Regions from separate parts of the Homo sapiens genome. Here region 1 is linked to region 2. Evidence: chromatin contacts called from ENCODE Hi-C data. All regions are on one chromosome and are shown on one strand. Each heading gives the region's core, a stretch centred on a gene start or an enhancer-like site at or near the end of the contact. The rest is flanking DNA. Distances are from core to core; before and after follow the strand shown.

What was found. A loop is a pair of places that touch in the nucleus more often than their neighbours do. Pooled maps may share reads with other maps.
Region 1: a loop to region 2 is called in a map of naive thymus-derived CD4-positive, alpha-beta T cell, with 2.0 times the contacts of the local background. The contact joins two enhancer-like sites. A Hi-C loop is called at or near these places in 2 of 168 maps with a recorded cell type or tissue (mesothelial cell of epicardium and naive thymus-derived CD4-positive, alpha-beta T cell) and 9 of 50 pooled maps.

Annotation. Positions count from the first base shown.
Region 1 is chr2:12,496,065-12,503,456 of GRCh38, forward strand. The region is part of intron 4 of MIR3681HG (MIR3681 host gene); the gene reads left to right. Among named protein-coding and RNA genes, the nearest start is that of TRIB2, 220 kb to the right of the region's middle. Within about 2 kb of position 5,852, at least 9 of the 41 ENCODE cell types and tissues checked have a DNase peak (open chromatin) inside an H3K27ac peak, as active enhancers do.
Region 2 is chr2:12,124,651-12,131,912 of GRCh38, forward strand. All of the region lies in intron 2 of MIR3681HG (MIR3681 host gene), which reads left to right. Among named protein-coding and RNA genes, the nearest start is that of MIR3681, 71 kb to the right of the region's middle. Within about 2 kb of position 3,046, at least 5 of the 41 ENCODE cell types and tissues checked have a DNase peak (open chromatin) inside an H3K27ac peak, as active enhancers do.

The DNA of each region.
Region 1 (7,392 bases), core at 4,602-7,101, 370 kb after region 2:
AGTAGAGGTAATCTGGGGTTAGAATATTCATAATCTCTGTAGTTACAGGACACATTCCATCAAGCACAACCCAAATCTGTGTGTCATAGGAGCTCCAAGATACACGCTCTGACATAAAAGTTGAGTAAAAGATAAATGATTTCTGCCCCACAGAGGAGGCCTGGTGAAGGCTGATGCCGATACACAAGCACCGTTCCAAATTAAGTTTCAATGTGTAGAAAGGAAGTCGTGATACTCACTTGTAGCCACGTAGCTTATTAGATTTTCAAAGACCTTTCCCATGCTTATTCTCCCTGATCCTCAGTCCTCCAGCAGAACTGAGAAAGTTCTGCTTTCAGAAAGTTCAGGAACCATAGTTTTCTGCACCAATTCCATAAATATTTGTTGAGTACTAATATGCACTAACTTCTTTGCCTAAGACTGAGGATATAGAAACAAATAAAACTGTCACCATTCTTGACCTCATGAAGCCTACATTCTAGTGGGGAAGACAGTCTGAACAAAGAATTATAAGTTGGCATCTGTCACCTAAGGAGAATGGGTTGCTATAGAAGAATATTGGTAGGGGATCTAATAGTGGTGGTCATGGATGGAATAATGGAGAGAATCACATTTAAGCTGTGTCCCCCCGAAGTTCTGACACATGGAGTGAATAAACGGAGCCATTGCTAACTGGGGAAGTAAAGTTTGTTCATCAAAAGGCAGGTGTATTAGTCAGGGTACTTTAGAGGGACAAAACTAATAGAGTATTAGTTTTATTAGTGAGAACTAATTTATATAATAATAAAATATTACATATTATATAAATAATATATATTTCATATATATACTCCTATATATAGGAGTATGTGTGTGTATATATATATATTATATATATATACATATATTATATATATGAAATAGAAGGGGAGTGTATATATACATATAAGAGTTTGTTAAGTATTAACTCACATGATCGTAAGGTCCCACAATAGGTCGTCTGCAAGCTGAGGAGCAGGGAAAGCCAGTCTGAGTCCCAAACTGAAGAACTTGGAGTCTGATGTTCAAGGGCAGGAAGCATCCAGAAAGATGTAGGCTGGGAGGCTAGACCAGTCTCTCTTTTCACGTTTTTCTGCCTGCTTATATTCTAGCCGTGCTGGCTAGAATATTAGATGGTGTCCACCCAGATTAAGAGTGGGTCTGCCTTTCCCAGCCCACTGACTCAAATGTTAATCTCCTTTGACAACGTACTCACAGACACACTCAGAATCAATACTTTGCATCCTTCAATCCAATCAAGTTGACACTTAGTATTAACCATCACAGCAGGCATTTGATACTTCAGAACACAGCTTTGGTACACCCTGGATTGGAAATTGTGGTTATATGTTAGTACCTAGTACATCTAATGCCCTGTGATAGATTCTGTGATTGTAATAGTGAATAACTAAAATACATCAGAGTATTCAAAGCTAAGTATTTTATCATCATTTTATATAATAACAAAAGCTATCTCAAATTTTCTTGTGAAAATTAAATAGAATGAGCTGTGTATTCTGGGACATAGTAAATGCCCAATAAATGGAGCTTCAAAAACATCACCATATGCAATGTGTAAATCTTAAATAGATCCTGACTTAAAAAATAAAAACTATAATGAACATCCTTGGGACAGTTATGAAAACTTGGATTTGAGTTGGATATTCAACATTAGGGCATTATTGTTAGCTGTCTTATGTGTGACAATGACATTGAGGTTGTGAAGGAGAATATACATGCTCTTAAATCATGCATGAGCAAGTATTTATGGGTGAAGTGTCATGACGGTTGCAACTTATTTTCAATGGTTCAGAAATATAGTGAGATAAAGAAGAATGTTACTAGTAGTTAAATGTAGGTTGTTGGTTTATGGGTACTCTTAATCTATTCTTTCAACTTTTCTGGATATTTGAAAACTCTCAGAATAAAAAAACTGAGGGAGAAAAAGAAATTGTGGTTTAGACTTGAAGTTCAATTGGGACTTCCTGTCTTTGAATTTAAATTTTAGATCTGTATACCCAGGTATGCTGAGGTCTTCAGAGAAAATTGGTGGTGGAGAGTGGTGGGTAGCAGGGAGAGAGAAAGAAAGAAAGAGGGAGAGAGAGAGAAAAAGAGAGAATACCTTGATTCAGATTTATGATTTTGCAGTACAGAAGTTGAGAGCCGTGTATACCTTTGGAGGTGTCAGAATACCAAGTGAGAGCTGCATTTAACACAGAGACCCTGCCTGCTAGTAAAATATAGTTTAATAAATTCGAGTTCTCACTAATTCGATTAATAAAAAGTCTCTTTTTGGGAAAATGGGAGCTGGTGGAGCATTTGTAAACCTACTCCCCCAATAGGAAGAAGGAAGAATTATTTTTCACTGAGTTCACATTGCTAGTGAGGAGAAAGGGAAAAGGCATCACATGCCAGCCTGTGCCTTTTCCCTACCCCTCATGCAGGAGTGAGTGGGACTCTATTTGCAGATGGCCTAGGAACGTAGGCAATCCTCAGATATGGTAGACCTTGTGAGTTTGGTCAAGGAGTTTGGATATAAACCTCTGAAGATTTCTAAAGAGCATAGTTGCAGGATAATATGTGCATTTTAAAATCATCATTCTGGTGTGGTAACAAATATTTGTCAGAAGAGCAAGAGACCAAATTAAGATTCTGTTATAAAAATTTAAGGAAGAGACAACAGTGGCTTGCTCTGGGATAGAGGCGGTGGGACAGGAGAAAGGTGAATGTCTGAGAGGTCCTCAGGAGGTGATTGGATGTGAGTGGGATGAGTCAGAGAGAGGAGTCACAAGACACTTCTGTGGTTCCAGCTTGAGCAGCTGGGTGGATTGTGTTGGGACAATAGCTGGGGAGCTGTTTTGGAAAGCAGGAAAGTTATGGGATAGTCAGAGACATCTCAGGTTTTAATTAACTCTGAGTCACCCAAATGAAGTTGCCTTAACATTGCTGGATACATGGGTATGGATTTCAGGAGGAAAGACTATACTGGAGCTAGGGATTTGGGAGATGTTAGCATATACATAGTAAATGCATTCAGGGACTGAGGGGTTTTTCTGAGAAGCACGATTTTTAGTGCTAAAACCAGGAGCATCCTGACAAACCAAGACGAATTGGCCACCCTACTCATAAGTAAATGTGCTAGTGAGGAAGGCATACGAAAGAGATGAGGAGAAGATATTCCAGAGATATATTCTCAAATATGAGGCAGCAAACAAGGGGAGCTTTACTAACAGTCAACAGAGTCCTGTCCCTAATGGGGCATGAATCTCTATATGCCCAGAGAAATGCCTGTCCATGTGCCCACTAAATGCCTGATTATTGTAATTAATCTTTTATTTGCTCACATGAAAACGTCAATACTTCACTCAAAACCATTAGATTTAGGGTCTTCATTGTCTAGAGAACAGTGTTCAAATTTCTTGTTTGAACACTTACGTTTCTCAGCAAATATAATGTGGATTTTGCTTCTTCATTTCCCCTTCATAATCCCAGCTCTCCAGCTACATGGATTAATTTTTCATGCTTGGAGTATCTATTTTCCATTCATCATTTATCTGTAGAACTTTGGAAAGGCCCTCCCTGCCTCCAAAGTGCCAGCATTATTTGTCCATCTCAATGTCACCTCCTTCGTAAGACCTTCCTCATCTCATCATGCTCTTAGCATCCCCTCAACAAGCATTCATGATGCTCCCGTTGTTCAGGCTCTGTGCAAAGGTCTGTAGATAAATATATAACTAAGGGACAAGCGTTGTCTTTAAGAGGAAGCTTTGGGTTTCACCTTCCTTCTTGGTGCCCCCAGAGCACTTACTTTTTATGTACCATCTGCTCTGCATTTTAGCTGCTTTGGCATTTGTCCAAAGGAAGAAGGTGCTTTGGACAGAAGGCTGGACTCGGGAGCCAGGGCACCTGGTTCACCCCCTGCTCTGCTGCCGCCCCTCCATTAGTTGCCCAATGTCTTTTTTTTCTTTTTTCTTTTTTTTTTTTTTTTGGTTTTTGAGATGGAGTCTCTCTCTGTTGCCCAGGCGGGAGTGCATTTTTCATGTGATCTCGGCTCACTACAACCTGTGCTTCCTGGGTTCAAGCAATTCTCCTGCCTCAGTGTCCCGAGTACATGGGATTACAGTCACCTGCCACCATGCCTGGCTAATTTTTTTTTTGTATTTTTAGTAGAGGCAGAGTTTCATCACATTGTCCAGGTTGGTCTCCAACTCCTGCCCTCAGGTGATCCACCCTCCTCGGCCTCCCAAAGTGCTGGGATTACAGGCATGAGCCACCGCACCCAGCCTGCCCAATGTCTTAGAGCCTCCGTTATCTCGTTCATATCATAACCTCATAAAGTAGCAGTATGGATCCGATGAAATAATTGATATAAAAATGGCTTCTTTACTGTGAAAAAATGCATATATATGTATATGTCCTCATTTGCTGCTCAACGTCAGAGAGCATGGGTCAGCTTTATACCACACAGCAAACTTGCCTCATCTGTTTCTGGTATAGACTCAAAACTCCATTAATGCCAAGTAACATCTGACGGTGTATGGGTGGAAAGGAGACAGTCTCAGGTGCTGAAAGAAGAGGCGATCAAACTTAATGACAAATTTTGCTGTGTTCTTTATGAATATGCAGAAAGCTTGGGAAATGTCCTTGAATTTATAAAATTAGGTGAAAGGAATGAGATAAGTCTCGACATGTCTGACTTTTCATGCCTATAGGCACCCATTTTTCTGCAGACACATGGGGGCTGTGCATCTTCTTGTTCTGCTGGGTCTTAGAATTGTGGAAATGCAGCCTCCCACAACTCACGGGGCATTGAAGAGACCCTGACTCTCTTCCAATGTTTAGGGAGGAAACTGAGCTCCTGAGAAAGGACTGAAGAATCCAAGCTAGAGAGAGTTAGAGGAACAAAGAGTCTACAAGTTTGAGCTTCAGCTCTCAACAGGGCCTTTCACCTCCCTGCTACCTGGGGGCTCTGTCTTAGCTGTCACAGTGCAGCCAGCACTGTCAATGATCTATCAATTGGCAGCTCTCTTATGTTTTGGTCTGGAGCCACTTTAGATGTGATGAACAAGATTAATTTTGAAAAATAATGCTGTGTTCCAATAAAAATGGCTCATGTACTGTCAAGACCAATTGGAGTCCTTTTTTTTTTTTTTTGCCTTAGTAGGGAGAAAAGGTATTCCATGTCGTAAGTTACATGTTAAATTAGTAACAATGGTTAATTTTAACAATCATTGTCTAAAGCTGAATAGGATGCAGATATTTATTGATGCCACTTTCTGTTCTGGTAGTAATTTTGTATTACTGATGTACTCTTGCAAGTAGTCAGGCAATTTTGACTTGTTAAAATAATTTTAAAAACACAGAAAGAAGGACAGTTGACAATTTAACAAGATGAAAGATGGTTTTAAGTTTAGGATCAGGCAATAAGAAACACAAAATACATGAAACCCTTACTCCTTTGTTTGCTGGTGCAGGTTTGAGGTCTCTGCTGTTAGGCAGGAAAGGGTGGGAACTCTCCTCCACCCTTCCCCTTCCTGCCCCTCCACTGACTGAACAGGCAAAAGAACATCAGGACGACTCATACCGAAAGCCGGGGGTGCTGGGGCCTTGCAAACCAGGTCACCTGACAGAGCTTTTGCTTCTATGAGCCTGGATGAAACCAGCTATACAATAAAGCCAATAAAAAGAAAAGAAGATGCCTTAGTGCCACATAAATTTGGCAGAAGTGAACATCTCACTGATTAAAAATACATTTTAAATAGAAGAATTATATGGCATGTGAATTATATCTCAGTCAAGCAGTTGTGAAATATATAACACCCCCTGCTTACACACACATGCAACTACTACATCACATGCAGGCACTTGGCCTCTCTGCCTATCAAAAGTAGCTTGCATTTGTACAGCTCCTTGCAATTTACACAGGGCCTTCATACGCCAGTGGTTTCACACTTAGGAATTGAACAGAGAAGTAGGAAAAAGGAAACAGAGAGTTTACCCTTACAAGATAATTGATGTTCCTAAGGTCATACAGTGAATGAATGTCAGAGACAGAGCTTGAGTTTTAATCCCAGTATTCTTTACACCACCTCCCTATCAGTGTCTCCGTGGAGGTGAGGGCATGGGCTTTGCAACATTTTAATTTCTCAAGGTTACCATGAACTCTAATAGTAAGGAGGGAATGCTAGGAAGAAGAGAAAACTTATGTCTTGGAGGGAAATTCTAAATAGATGTTTTCTATTAAGTTCTAGAAATATATTCAACACAATTGAAAAAAATTGTGGAATCTCTATTATCTGTCAAGTCTATGCCGTCCTCATTTACTCTCCATGTAAAATTAGTGGATTTCTGAGGATCCTGCATAAGCCTAATATTTAATGAATTTAGATTTCTTAAGGAATCAAAATTTTGTATTGGTGAATTAGAACATGACCAGAAGTCAACCAAAGTCTCTCCCTGAGGGAAAGAGTAACTGAAGCTTGAATAATGTGTGGACTCAGGAAGTCAGGGGAAGGCACTGCTGCTGAGAAGATGAATGTATACAAATCTATGAACTAAAGAATTCAAGAAATGAGTTACCAGACCGAGGTGTGTGCAAGAACATTCTGGAAGGGGGCAAATGGGACACAAAGTTGACATCAGACAACTTGGAATTGAAAAGGGAATTAGAGAATTGGCAACTGGCAGAAAGCTTTCAAATGAAGGACATAGGGCCTGAGGTAGAGGAAGTAACTTGCCCCTTGAAAGCCACACAACAGCAAGACAGAACCAGGGCTGGCCCTGGAAGTCAGGTTCCCAGATTCGTGGTGTGGCCCCCACGATACTGCTCTGCACGTCATATCTGAGCATGAGACGACTCAGAAATCTTTGCTGATTCAACCTTTCTGCCTCTGCATGTAAATGCCACCATGCCTTCCCACATTGCCTCTCTCCCACGTGAAACATCTGGTTTGAGGTTCACCAATAATAGCTTAAAACCACAAGTCTAAGTCAGTGGGACCCAGAATTGTCAAAAGAATCACCCAAAAATCCAGGGAAAAGGAAACAGATGACTTGGGTTTAACATACTTTAATCGTGCTCTCTAGATGACGGTTTTAAATAAGTATGCCATAGAAATAGATAACATGGCAGCCATGATTCTCTTTTTATCGAACAATTACCCTTTAAATTCTCAGGCCCCTCAGTAGGAGCCTACCTTTCAAACTTAAGGGCTCTTCTCTCCGTTATTAGTGACGTGCTTTTCCCATTCCTGTATGTTAATTATTTTATAAAAATTGAAGGGATTTAACATTGAAATCTCTGCCTTGGGCCCTCTGAGTTCCAGGAAACTCTCTTCCAACAGTAGTAGGAGGCCAGCTCTGCCTGGACATCCC
Region 2 (7,262 bases), core at 1,796-4,295:
ACCCCATTTTGCACAAAACACATGATCCTCTATTCTCCTAAATGTCTTGGATAGAGTTATGAGTTTTCACAAATGAATGGAAACCCTACTATTTGCTTGTTTGGGCTTCTCCTTCAATCCATGACATAAAGCAATGGCATTTGAGGCAGTGAATTGAACCTTAATCCTTGACTGCTTTATCAAAAGCCTGGATAATGGAAGTGATATTTATGAGGACTTGTTTGAAGGGCATGCTGTTTATCCCTTCCTCTAGTTGTGCTAATTTTTATTCCTGCATCAAGCTGTGCACTTGGACCATATGTTCTTAGTCCCCAGCAGAATTTTCATGCATTTTAATGTTATTTCCTTGGCTTACATCCAGAGATATTATACATAATGGCTTTATGAAAACTATTACTGTGTGGGATGTCTTTGAGGTAGTGTGCGTTAGGTCCTTGCTCCAGCTTCCTTCTAGATGAAGCCTAGAGCAAGGGCCAGGAAAGACTTTGCTTCCTCTGAGGAGCTGGGACACTTTTTACTTTGTGGTAACAAGACTGACTGTATCTTGGTTTTTGGATTGATCATAGGAAGCGCAGAGCCAAATGTACAGGTGAGTTGTAGCAACCATGAAAGCCTCTATGGTTTGCACAAAGGGAATGAGTAGAGTTAACAGAGTGGAAGCACCTGTGGACATTGCTAGCCCCACAGAAAGGGAGTGGGGAGAATAGCAGAGACATCAATCATTTAATAGGCTGAGAGTTCTTGCTGCTGGCATTCTCCAATCCCCCAACCTGGACAGCTTTCTATTTTGATTCTCACCTGCTTTATGACTGTGGCAAGTAATCAACCTTTTCCTGACTTTGGCTTCTTGTAAAGTGAGGGCTTACATGAGAGGCTGTCCAATTGGAGGTTAATTAGAGGCCATCTCAGAGCGTGTCTTGATGATGCCTTCCTTCCCAGGTCCTTGGCCCCTACCCTTCCTTATTCTCACTCCCACCTCTGCCTATTCTGAGATAACACCAGGTGCTTCTCCACACAGGTGAGTCCTGTCTACTGCAGGCGTTCTGAAACTTAGCTACACAGTAGAATGATCTGGGGAGATTTAAAACAGTCCAATGTCCCAGCTGGCATCCTTTACAGAATAAATTAGTCTCTGAAGTGGGACCCTGGCACCTTTATTTTTTACGGTTCCCCGGATGAGGCCATTGTGAAGCTGCATTGGAGAACCTGTACTTTTGCAACTTTACTGTCCCTTTGAATTGCCTGGGGATCTTTTAAGTGCAGATTCTGACTCAGTGGGTTTGAAGAGAGGCCTGAGAGTTTACATTTTTAAAAAACTTTTAGATGATGTGATGTTGTTGGTTCCTGTGTCACACTCTGAGTGGCAAGGTGAAGACACATATTTGGTGGATAATGCAAAAAAGGAAGGACACCTGACTCAGTCCCGCTGGAGCCCAGGGGAGGGGGAACCAGCATGCTGAAATGAGCACAGCCATGATCTGCATTCTGCTTCACTGAGCTATTGACAAAGTTAAGTTCAGTGTGAGGCCCGGAGTTTTGGGGGAACCATGAAGCCAAGCATATTCTGTAACCAATGAGGCTGAGAGCACCTTAGAAACACATTCACTTTTCCAACTTCAGAATCTAAATCATCATAGGTGTTTGCTAAATGAGTAAAGAGATGCGGAACAGGCACTCTCTTCTTTGAGGGCAGAAAAGGACCCACTTTATTGCTATAGTGTGACTTGAGACAAGGATTCTGTCTCAGGGTGTTTCATGAAGAAAAGATAAGGCGTGGTATTAGATTCAGGGTCAGGCTCCAGCCCAAGCTGAGGTCCAAAGGGAGTGGGTGACTGAATGGCAGATAGCTGAAAGAACACTTGGGGGTGCCGTAGGTAGGTGAAATACAGCTTTATTCAGCAGCTCTCTCATCAGCAGTTCTCTTACCCTGTCTGCTCTGTCTCGGCTACTTGCTCTGGTCACTCCCATGCACAGTTGTGCAGCTGGCTCTCCCTTTAGGGTCAGCAGCTTAACTCTCTCTCTGGACATTAGTGCTCATGACTGATACTCTATCTTACAGGAAAATGACATTTGCTATTATGTGATTCAAAGCATACTTGTTAATTATCATATTTTTAGCAGATACATAACATCCATTTTTAGAACATTCAGGAAAAAAAGTCATGTCTTTGAAGACATGTCTAGGTTACAAAACTCTGGGTAGTCATATAAGAGCTTTCTTTTCTCTTTCTTCTCCCCCTTTACTTTTGGTCAATTATAAGCCAGAATGAAAAGACGTAGTTGACTTCAGAATGGTGACTTACTCCAACCAAGAGAGAGTGTTGCTGTATAACACTGCATTTTCAGTGTGTGCAGGAAGTATGATGGTTGGGGGACTCTTTGCCATGGTTATGTGATCTCATGTCAAGGACAGGCTGTTATGAACTGTTACCCCCTAAAATTCATATTTTGAAATTGATTCCCCAATGTGATAGTATTTGGAGGTGGAGCCTTTGGGAAGTGATTAGGTCATGAGGGTGGAGCCCTCATGAATGGGATTAGTGCCCTTATAGGAAAAGGCCAGAGAGCTAGTACCTCTCTTTTCATCATGTGGGGACACAGCAAGAAGTCAGAAGCCTACAATCCGGAAAAGGACCCTTGCCTGAACCTGACCATGCTGGCACCTGATCTGGGGCTTCCAGCCTTGGAACTGTAAGAAATGAATTTTAGTGGTTCATAAGCCACTCAGTTCACAGTACTTAGTTATAGCAGTATAACTTAATAGTAGCCCGAATGAAGATGGAGATTGTGTTTGAAAGCAGGTGGATGTAGCCAACTGTATAGTTCCAATAAAAGGAGTGGTAGTTTGATAATAGAGGGGGGAAAATGAAGACTGATTTCATGCATTGAGGTTTGATTTACATTTTTGCTATCAGAGTTTATTTCCTGCTTTAAATGGAATCATTCATGGTGAAGAATAAATCAAATTCTGCTTGAATTTTCACAGTCAGGATTGGGTGTTTTCTCTTTTTAAGACTTAAAAAGGAGCCAGGCTCACTGTTACTTCCTGTGCTGTCACCTGAAGCAAAGCAGAGTCTGAAATTCACCCTTAAAGAGACAGAGCAGGGGAACAGAAGATCTTGCTTGCAATCATAGACTCACTTTTTCCCTTTTCTCTTTCTTAAAAAAAAACCCCGCATTTCTCATTTTCCTTCTTTCTAATTTCCCCCTTTCTCTTAGGTGGAGTAAAACATGAGCTTCCAGAACTAGGTAGTGCAGTGAGCAAAGTGGCTGTATTTCTTTCTACAAATGTGCACTTCCTGTTCATGTTTTGCAGGTCACAGGAACGCCTGTGTGGCTTCAATCTGCCTATGTCCCTTCACTGTGGGGTAAACTCACATCAGGCTTGGAGGTTGGCTGATGGCATGCTGCTGACCTTTATTAAAACTTTTGTGTGTCATATTTTTTGGACCTCTTTCCCTCCAAGAGCTTCTACTGCAATCCAGAATGGAACCCTTGAGGATGAACGCTGGTGTCTTGGCACTTGTGCGACTATGTTCTACTCCCATCAGGGGTCCTGTCCCTCGGGACTTTGATACAATTTCTTACTCACTTCAAAGGAGGGTATTCTGGATAGTGCCTTATAAAGCATGTAATACGTGAATAAATTCTCGTTGGGAAGGGAGCCCTGTTTAGGGACTTCATCTGGAATGTGCTAAAAAGCAAAACAAAGTAATTTAAAAAAAGTCAGTCAAGCCTTCCTATTTAGAAGAGTAGACCACAAAGTTAGGGCTAGAATCTGGAATAGGGTTGGAGTTGAGAGTGGAAACTGATCTGCGTAATTAAGTAACAGGAATTTGTAGGGATTTGGAGTCTTCCTGATGCATTGCATAGGGAAGGTGGAAATTACGTGTGTGTGTGTGTGTGTGTGTGTGTGTACACGTATAGATAATGAAGAGGAGTGCAAAGGAAATAGTTAAAGAAGAGAAAAAAAGTCTTGGTAATGAAAGGAAGTCCATCAATTTAAAACTAGAAACTGTGCAATTCTTGGCAAGGATGGCGGAAGAAAGGGTTAATGAAGAAAATAGGTGAATGAATTGTGTGTGTACCATGCACATGGTGCCATGGTTCACTATCAATATTCAGTAAGTGTCTGGTTTCCAGGAAAGCCTGGTATCAGGGTTGCTCTGAGGAATAAAAGAGAGAGTTTGAGTTGCACACCAAAGGGGTTGAGGTGATGGAAGAAAGCCAGCAGCCTTAGGAAGTGAGAAAACTAGCAACTCCTGGGAGTCATAGGAAGCAGGAATGTGGAGCCAGGGTGGGGAGGAGAAAGTAAGCCCTTGGAAATCTGGAAGAGACTGGGTTTTCCAGTATATGTGGAATGGGGACTTAGGTCATTTAAAGTGGATTTACTAGGAAAGGTTGAGCTCAGAATGCTGGAAGACTTGGGGACATGTGGGTTAAAAGCTTTAGATATGAAGACATTGAGCAGGACTCATAGTTAATAATCATAGCTAACACATGAAGAGTGTTTACTAAATGCTAGGCACAGTTTTAAGACTTCATTAACCCAGTTTCTTCAATAACTGATGAAGCAGATGCTTTTAATATCTACTTGTTAAAATTTTTTAAAATTACAAATTAGAAAACCGAGGTTCCTGGGTGAGGAAATTGCTTAAGGTGACAGGGCTGGTTAGTTTGAGTGTTACCATTCAACCCAAATTCAACCCAAATTCAACCCAAGGGATGTGTCTTCTCCTACCTTGTGTCCTGGAACAAGGGACTCCACCCCTTCAGAGTCGAGGTTGTTCTCTTCATTAGAATGAAAGTGTTGGGCTCATTGATTGATTGATTCATTCATTCACTCATTCATTTAAAGCATTAAATGAGAGTTTAGCATGCCTCAATAAGAGGATTTTCTGCCTGCTTTGGGGTTTCTGGCAGAATGCTGGTGGGAGCCTGGAACTCTGAGAGCTCCTGACAAACCTTCAACCCTTTATTTCCACAGCATCTGCTACCCCTCACCACTTCCAACACTCCTTTTGCCCTGCTTGGATCAGTCACCCCAACTGCCTCAGGTCAGCTCTCAGCCCCAGACTCTGACCCCCACAAATATCTGTAATACAACTTTCTGTTTTTCATCAAATCTTTTCCAATTCCTGTAACTCTTTCCCTGTGATCTCTTCATATGGTTGGACATCAATACAAAACACCTCTAGCATCATTCTTTCCTGATGGTTCCCTTTACCTTTGATTCCCTGAAACTTAGCCCTCCCAGAAGGACACTGCCTCTCTCCCAAAATGGGCTTACATGTGGTGAGGGGGGTGTCCCTGCCTCTTCTGGGAGACTCCCGACCATTTTTTCTTTCCTTCCAATATTCTAACTGTCCCCCCAGTTCTGTATCCATGGTCCCAGTTTGTACCACCCACCACTACTTCTTGAAGTCATGTGCCAACTCCTAGGTCACTCCCCGCACTGTTTGAAGTTTTTAGTTCCAGACTCACTATTAATAGGTGACACATTACCAGGGTGAGTGGTCTCAGCATCCATTTAGGAGACCCTTTTATCCCTGGGGCCTCCAAATCCCTTGGCCTCCTCTTCTTTTTCTCATCCACCTAAGTACTCATTCCCACAATCATATGTATGATTTCATTACTATCAGTGATAACAGCAACTTCTCCATGGTCTCCCATTTTAAGCATCCTTCTCTCTGTCCTTTGCCATCTTTTTGGCTTCTTTCTCTTAGTACCCTTGACTCCAACAATCGTTTAACCTCACAGCATCCTGCAATCTATTAATTCTATTATTTTTTTCCCACTATCTGTCTTTCATATGTCATCACTGCTCTATTTACCCAACTGAAATTCCATAGCCTTTCATTTCAACCAGCTAGAATCTGGACTCTGCTGGACAAAAACATTCTGGTCTTGCTGTAAATTCATGATCATTAATTTCAAGTGGACCCTTACAGCAATGCAGCAAACATTTGATAATCTCCTAGTGCATTCTTGGTCCCATGCTCCTATGCAACAGTTTTATTATTCACCTTCATCTCTTTCCTCAAATCTCTGACACCTTCTCCCCCATGTGCAATCTCCACTGGTGATCTTGCTGAGAAAATTGAAGTTTTCAGAGGGAAACCTCTGTAAATTAACACCAACCCATCTACTCACCAGCCTGAACCTGTGTCCTTATGCATTGCTTCCTCTCCTGCCGTGTAGATGAATTGTCTGTGCTCCCAGCAAGTGCTGTTCCTGAGCGGCATGTATTACATTCCATGTCCTCTTCCTACCAACGGATGTTGCTCCTGCCATTGGTTGATTGGTTGCTCTCTGACCTCACCATCACTTTTCCTTCTGTACCTGCTCTTTCCCATGAGGATGCAAACATACATCTTTTCAACACACACACACACACATACACACACACACACTCTTTTCTTCTCCCTTTATTGTTCCATTTGTCTCCCTCATTTATACCAAATATCCTCACAAAATCAATTGTCCTCACTCACTGCCTCCATTTCCCCCAGTATATATATATTTTGAATACACATGTACTTGCAGGATAGTTTCTGCAACAATTGTTTGAGTGGTATAAACAAGAGTCATTTATTTTTCTTTCCACCTGCATCTGCTGTGAGCTGACTGGCTCTTCTTCTTGTTTCTCCTCCAGGGGACGACCCAGACCATCATTCTTCTCTGGTCTGCCACCTTCATCCTCCACTTGCAGCCTCCTTTGCAGTGACCATACAGGTGCAGAGCATGAGCAGGATGCACAGGGGTTTATGTGGTCAGGCCTGCCTGGAGTTGGCACATAGCATTTCTGCTTCCATTCTTAGGTCTGAAATCCAGGTCACAGAGCCCTAACATAACTACAAAGGATCCTGAAAAGTGTTGTATTCCAGTGTGCCTCGGAAAAGAAAATAGGATTAATAAACTTTGATTAGACTAAATCATTGAGATTTAAAAGTTTTTTGTTGTAGCTGCTAGCATTATTTATCTTGACTAATACAGAAATTGCTATTAGTTTTTGCTGTAAAAAAACTAAAATACATGACATTGGGGAGTTTGAGAGGTGAGAAAAAAAATAGATACCACACTCTGGAGAGCTAGAGATCCATGTTATGTAGCAGCAATATATTTGGTAAATGTCCCTGTTTACTCAGATCGTAGCTCAAAGGTAAAGTGGAAAACAGAATATGTGGACTGTGGTGTGTGGAGGCCCTTATTGTCTGCATGTGCAAGACATTAGATATAAAAGATGTGCTCAATATTAACTG